Linked DNA regions of Homo sapiens: region 1 is linked to region 2. A link is a contact called in ENCODE Hi-C or POLR2A ChIA-PET data. All regions are on one chromosome and are shown on one strand. Each heading gives the region's core, a stretch centred on a gene start or an enhancer-like site at or near the end of the contact. The rest is flanking DNA. Distances are from core to core; before and after follow the strand shown. Region 1 overlaps B3GALT5 (beta-1,3-galactosyltransferase 5). Region 2 overlaps B3GALT5 (beta-1,3-galactosyltransferase 5).

Region 1 (3,281 bases), core at 85-2,584, 36 kb after region 2:
CTGAACAGCAGTCTGTTCCAGCCACAGCAGCCCCTTTGCCCTATGTGCCCATCCCCGTCAGCCTTGGCACTGGCTGTCCTCTCTGCTGGGAGTGCCCTTTCTTCAGATGCTCTCATGCTTCGCTTCTTTGCCTTGTTGACATTTGGTCAATGTCACCTTCTCAGTGAGGCCTACCCTGACCTCCCTGTAGGAAAATGCAACTCACCTCACTCCCATGCCCCGTACCTTATATTGTTTTCCTTGCACTTACCAATTTCTAACAAAGCATGTAATATCTGTTTATTATAACATATCTATATTTTATGGTTTATGTTTCACGCAACTTGAATGTAACCTTTGTGTGGGCCGTGGGTCTTTCTCTGTTTCCTTCACTGACGCACCTTGGATTCTTAGCATGGTCCCAGCACATAGTAGATGCTCAATAAACATTTGTTGAGTGGAACTGAATGTATTGGTATGGTAGGTGGGTTTTAGAAGGGAATGGGTGAACCAGGACTGAAAAAAAAGAAATATTTTTCAAAGTAAGCCAACACTGTGGTTTCACTTGAGTCAGTAAGTAGGAAATGGGTGCGACTCTGTGACCTGAAAACCTAGAAATGCTCCACAGCCATGCTCTTCACCCCTTTTCTTCCAAAACGGAAAACCTCACACAATGCAGGGTGGACAGAATCACACGGTGCAGTCTGTGCGCCTGTCCTCCAGCCCGACACCTGGCCAGTCCTGTCTCATCTACACTGTCATGCAAACTCTTGTTTTTGTTTGTTTGTTTTTGAGACAGAGTCTCACTCTGTCACCTAGGCTGAAGTGCAGTGGTGCAGTCTTGGATCACTGCAACCTCCACCTCCTGGGTTCTTGTGCCTCAGCCTCCCGAGTAGCTAGGATTATAGGCATGCACCACCAACCAGCTAATTTTTGTATTGTTAGTAGAGACGGGGTTTCACCATGTTGGCCAGGCTGGTCTTGAGCTCCTGACCTCAGGTAATCTACGTGCCTCAGCCTCCCAGAGTGCTGGGATTATAGGTGTGAGCCACCACACCCAGCCATGTTTCAAGAATTTGTGCTTCAGCTCAGCACTTAGTGGCAGTGGGAAGACCAGACCTCCTGACCCTTCAGCCTGCTGGCATCCACCATGCCTTAAAAAACAAAACAAAACCCTAAATGTATTTAATTCCTGCTCCTCTTCAAACACACCATTGTAACCACATAATACACTGTGTGAAAAGAGAGGAAAGAAAAATCCAAGTCAACAATAACTTGCCAGGCCTTCTTTCCTTGAGCCCCATATCCCACGCCCGCTGTGCTAACCTCTGGCTTGCCGCCCACACCTGTCTGGATTCATCCCGACTCGAGCCACCTCCTCCTAACTGGTCCCACGGGCCTGTCCCTGCCACTTTCCAATCTGTCCTCCACTTGACATTTGGAGTAATTTTTTAAAACAGCAAATCTGATTAGGAAACTCAGAGGCCCAGGGAAGCCAGTGACTTGCCCTCTGGCACCCTGTCCTGAGGGTAGAGCTTCCTGGCACAGGGTCAGTGAGCCCCGAGGCCACCTCCCTGGAGGCTGCAGGAGGGTGAGCGTGGTCAAGAGCAGCAATTTTCATTGTTTCATGTGTCATTGCCTATTTAACGAGCTTCGCAGTGCCCTCAATTTGCTAAGTTAACTTTGGCCACGCCGTCCGTGAGAGGTCAGACTGGTGATTTCCAACTCCCGCCGGGCACCGGGTGCTGCACCGGTTATCCCAACAGGCTGGCACAGAGGGCTGAAATGGACTTGGAAAGCCAAATAATTAATTTTCATGCGAGTTTTTGATCCCCTTGAGTGTGGTTATTTTTGTGCAAAAAATTATCCCGATGTTTACTTTGGTTTCATAAGTAATTTATTAAAATTCCTTCCTAAGCTTTAAATTTCAGCTAACAAATATGAGCATGGCCTCTGGGAATGGTAAGAACAAGGAAGCATTGTGTGTGTGTGTGCACACCCCAAGGTTGTGCAGCTAGAAGTGCAGAATGTGGATTCCGTCCGCTCTTTAGGGCACAGCTAGCCCTGTGCACCTGTAGAAACTGTACTGACGTACAGCCTTGCAGAGCCTCCAGCTTCCATGGTGGCAGGAGCCATGGAAAATAGAGACCCACCCGGTAAGGAGGTAACTGGGACACCAGGTTACTGTCTACCTGGTGGGGAAGCTGGGGAAAAGGGCCCATGGGAGGATACTAACTGGGGAAGAGGAGACCTTGCTTCCAGGGCTGGGCGACCCACTTACGGAGGCCCCATTCCATTTACATCTCCGCTCAAGCCTCCGCCTCCGGGTTCCAGCCCTGGCTCTGCAATTTGCTAGCTGTGGCCCCAGGTGGTCATTCTCTCTGCACCTCAGTCTCTGCATCTCTATAAAATGGGATGATAATAGTGTTCACCTCAGAAGGTTGTCAGAGGTGTGGAAATTAAGATAATTCACATTGAGTTCTTGGCACGGCTGTGCCTAGCACTGGGTGCAGGCTGAATGCATGGGCTGCTATCGCGATGTTGTATCTAATGGCCTGCAGTGGTTGCTTAGCAGCAATGGGTTTGCTTGGTTATTTCCTGATTTGGGGTAAATAGATCCAGAGACCAAGGCTCCATGTTATCCCCAGCACCGGGCTGACCCCAAGTACCAGAGAGGTCTCCATGGCCCCAGGCTGCAGAGGACCCAGGTTACAACTTGCTCAAGTAGACCCAGGATCTAGGCTTATCCTAGTAGATCTTGGTACCAGGCCAGCCTCTGTGACCTGAGACTCCAAGACCACCATTGCAGACCCAGGCTCTAAGCTAGCCTCTGCAAACTCAGGATATATATTCCAAATATCCCTGATTTGGGGGGCAAGGTCTGTGTGTGATTTGCAGAGTAACGATATGAAGAAGGAGGTCTTGTTAAGATGGCGTGGTGTGGAGTGCCCAGGTGTGAAATGGTTGTCTCAATGGAAGTTGTAGCCTCCTCCTCCCATGACATCATCCTCACACGTGCTCAGTGTTAGGCATTTTTTCCCCCTCCTGCTCTGAATCAATGCGAGTGAGATATGCATGCGGGAGGGACAAGCTTGCATGGCACCCAGCTGTGGTACATTTAGAACTCGGCCTCAGCCCTCCAGTGTGACCTTGGGCATACCCTTCACCCCCGGGCTCTGTTCGCTGGGGCAGGGTCTGCGCTCTGGAGTCAGGCTGCCTGGGTTTGAATTTTACCTTCCTCGCCAAGTCCCTTGAGTGGCAAGTTACTTATCTTCTCATTGTCTCCGTTTTGTTATCTGAAG
Region 2 (3,365 bases), core at 155-2,654:
AACATCCTTTTTTTTTTTGAGATGGAGTCTCGCTCTGTCGCCCAGGTTGGAGTGCAGTGGTGCCTGATCTTGGCTTACTGCAACCTCTGCCTCCTGGGTTCAAGCAATTCTCCCTGCCTCAGCCTCCTGAGTAGCTGGGTCTACAGGCCCACGCCACTGCACCCGGCTAATTTCCATATTTTTAGTAGAGACGAGGTTTCACCATGTTGGCCAGGCTGGTCTCGAACTCCTGATCTTAAGTGATCTGCCCGCCTCAGCCCTCCAAAGTGCTGGGATTATAGGCGTGAGCCACCATGCCGAGCCTTAACATCTTGATTGTATTCTATACGTGCCATTTCACATGGTCTATTTCTCATTTTTCTTGTTCTTTTTTCTTTTCTATGTTGATTAGATACACTGGAGCTTAATCCATTTTAGAGTGTGAGTGCATAGTGCATATTTATCAGTAATATTGTTTTAATATTTGAATTAATTCAATCCTGCTTTTAATTTTATTATTCCTGCTATTTTCTATAAAACTTTTTATAACTTTCTGTAACTTTTTAGAATTTGTTTTCTAAATTCTTTGAGAGCTTAGTCTTTTTCTTTCTTTCATAATGAACATGCTTAAGGCTAAAGCTGCCTCTGAAAGCAACTTTGAATGTGTTAAAGGAATCATATCTAGTGTTCTTATTAGTTTTGTTTTATAAATAATCTGTTATTGCAGATGTAATTTTTCCTTTGACCTCATAGTTAATTTTCTTTAAGTGGTTGGAATTTTAAAATGAACTTTATCAAACTTACTGTTAATTCCTGGTTTTATTGTTTCGTGACTAGTATAAGTAGGCTATCATTTTTCTCTTAAATCTGTGTACAGTTACACTGATGTGCAGAAGCACATATAGTTATAATACCAGTAATGCTGGTTTAAAATGAAAATGTTTAGTATTTAAAAGTGGTGCTTATAAGTCACTTATTTTAGCATAAGTTTGAATTTTTTCCAACTGATTTTGAAAATTTAAATAGAATATATATTCTCAATAAAATTTTTAGAGTAAATGACTAGTTTTGGTTTTTGTGGGAAAACGGTCCTAGCGTATTCTCTAACAACCAACACTCAAAGCCAGATACCTGTGAAAAAACTGACATGTTTTAAATGGAACAGGAGACCTCTCCAACAAACCCATCAATGTTTAACAATCTTAATGAGCTTTAAAAAAGTGTCATATTTTAGCTGTGAATCACTTCACGTTAAAATCTGTGGTTTTCCTGCCAAAGTTATCTTTAGTAAACGCGATGTATTGGCAGCTAGATTTGGAGTGAAGTGAATGTGAGTGAAGCTGGAAGCAGATTCTGCAAGAAACCCAAATGTTGGAGGGGGGTTTTCCAAGCGTCAGAGTCTTAGGTCTCTCAATACCCCCTTTGACACTCGTGGCCACACTCTTCCGCCATGCCCATTACAGTGACTCACTCGGAACTGCTTGGGAATCAGTGACTTGGGTGAGTGCAATATCTCTTTCACATATTGCCGGCTTCCTCCATCAACCCATAGCATCTGTGCTGGGTTTATGCTTTCAAGTGAGAAATGGTGAAATACACAAGGGGATGGCTTGCACTTGACTCTGGGATGGTGTTTGCATGTCAGCGTTTTCTTTCACATTAAATTGAGTGGAGCTAAACTCATTTGGTTTCAGTGAAGGTAGTTTCCATGCATTCACTGAAAAGCTGGGATTGCTGAGAGTGGTGACCAGAAGAGAGAAGGCCATGGGGAGGTAAGGTGAGGCAGGAATACTAGAGGGTGGGGCAGGGCTCAGCTCAGTGGCGATGTTTCCCCAGCAGCCTTCAGGCCTTTCATCCCATCATTTCTCTCCTCTGATAAGTGTCTCTGCTTTAAGAGTGTTTGCCAGACAGAAATAAAAATCGATTGGGGGAAAAATTATATGGAAAAAAAATTTTCCTTTCAAAATATTCCTGGAGAGGAGAGGAAGCACGCATGGATAGAATGAATGAAATGTTCTTGGGGCACAGTGCCATCTAATGTTGCTATTATTGCATTTGCTGCTTAGCAAAGTACATAGAAGGCACATTGCAAATATTCAGGTATTAGCTGTGTTAAGTAATTGTTTTCATGTAGTAAATGTATTAGTTTGCTTGGGCTGGCATAGCAAAGTAGCACAAACTGAAAGCCTTAAATAACAAAAACTTATGATCTCACAGTTCTGGAGGCTGAAGTCTGAAATGAAGGTCTCAGCAGGGTGGGTTCTTCTGAGGGCGCTGAAGGAGAATCTGTTAGGTGCATCTCTCCAGGTTTCTGCTGGTTAATGGCAATATTTGATGTTCTGTGGCCTGTGGAGCATCTCCCTCATCTCCGCCTTCATCGTTACTTGGTGTTCTCTGTGTGTGCCTGTCTGTGTCCAAATTTCCCCTAATTATAAGGACAGCAGGGATATTGTATTAGGGGCCCAGCCTACTTCAGTATGACCTCTTCTTACTGAATTGTATCTGCAAAGATCCTATTTCCAAATAAGGTCACATTCTGAGGTAATTGGGGTTAGGACTTCAGCACATGAATTTTAGGGGAACATAAATCAACCCATAACAGTAAAGATCTATTAACTCACTTTAGGAAGCTGATATTTATTTAGGAAGTAAATGTTTATTGAGCATCTATGATGTGACATGCATGAGGTATTGAGATTTAAACAGATACGCTTAAATATTTTCCTGTATCCAAGTCACTTTCAGTAAAGAAGTAGAGAGACATAAATTAATAACTAGAATACGGCAGAGCTATATGAAGGTATGCACGAGGAATAGTGCTGGTACCAAGAAAGGGGATGCTGGTGAAGCCTACTTTTTAGGGGAGATGTCAGGGAAATGTCACTGAGGGGGCTACATTTGGGCTGCATATGAAAGCATTAAGAGGAGCTCCAGGGCAGTCTGGACAGAAAGCACAGCGTGGAGGTCTGACACGAAAGGGTGTGTTCGCAGGACTTTAAGCCATCTCATATGGGAGTGTAGTGTCCACTGGGAGGTGATGGATTGCCACTGTGAAGTTTCAAGTGTCGGAGCGGAACTATTGGACTTGTGGTTTTGAGAAGTTCTGCCTGACAGCCTGGTGGCTGGCATGGAGCTGGGCTGTCAGGTAGCTCTTATTTTCCATGTCCATTCTGTTCTATTCTACTAGTAACTGTCTGTCTTTTCCAGCATTTCCCAAGTCTTCCCTTACCCTTTATGGTGATTCTGCAGAAGGAACAAGCTGGTAAAAGCACTTTTGGGAGACTGGGGAAAGGAATACAAATATTCCTGTGTTAACTATTTTCTGGCCCCAAGTAGGCTATTGGTGACCTTTGGTATGTTCAGATAAGCAGTGGGAATGGAGGCCG

Evidence for each region. A loop is a pair of places that touch in the nucleus more often than their neighbours do. ChIA-PET counts read pairs that join two places held with the same protein, here RNA polymerase II (POLR2A). Pooled maps may share reads with other maps.
Region 1: a loop to region 2 is called in a map of lower leg skin, with 6 times the contacts of the local background. The contact joins two enhancer-like sites. A Hi-C loop is called at or near these places in 5 of 168 maps with a recorded cell type or tissue (Calu3, heart left ventricle, left cardiac atrium and 2 more) and 2 of 50 pooled maps. POLR2A ChIA-PET finds 5 or more read pairs at or near these places in 4 of 52 experiments (AG04449, AG04450, H1 and 1 more).

The regions. Positions count from the first base shown.
Region 1 is chr21:39,665,552-39,668,832 of GRCh38, forward strand. It overlaps B3GALT5 (beta-1,3-galactosyltransferase 5), which reads left to right. Exons shown (of 4, transcript NM_001356336.2): 4 at 1-3,281. Among named protein-coding and RNA genes, the nearest start is that of B3GALT5, 54 kb to the left of the region's middle. Within about 2 kb of position 1,335, at least 3 of the 41 ENCODE cell types and tissues checked have a DNase peak (open chromatin) inside an H3K27ac peak, as active enhancers do.
Region 2 is chr21:39,629,012-39,632,376 of GRCh38, forward strand. All of the region lies in intron 1 of B3GALT5 (beta-1,3-galactosyltransferase 5), which reads left to right. Among named protein-coding and RNA genes, the nearest start is that of B3GALT5, 18 kb to the left of the region's middle. Within about 2 kb of position 1,405, at least 2 of the 41 ENCODE cell types and tissues checked have a DNase peak (open chromatin) inside an H3K27ac peak, as active enhancers do.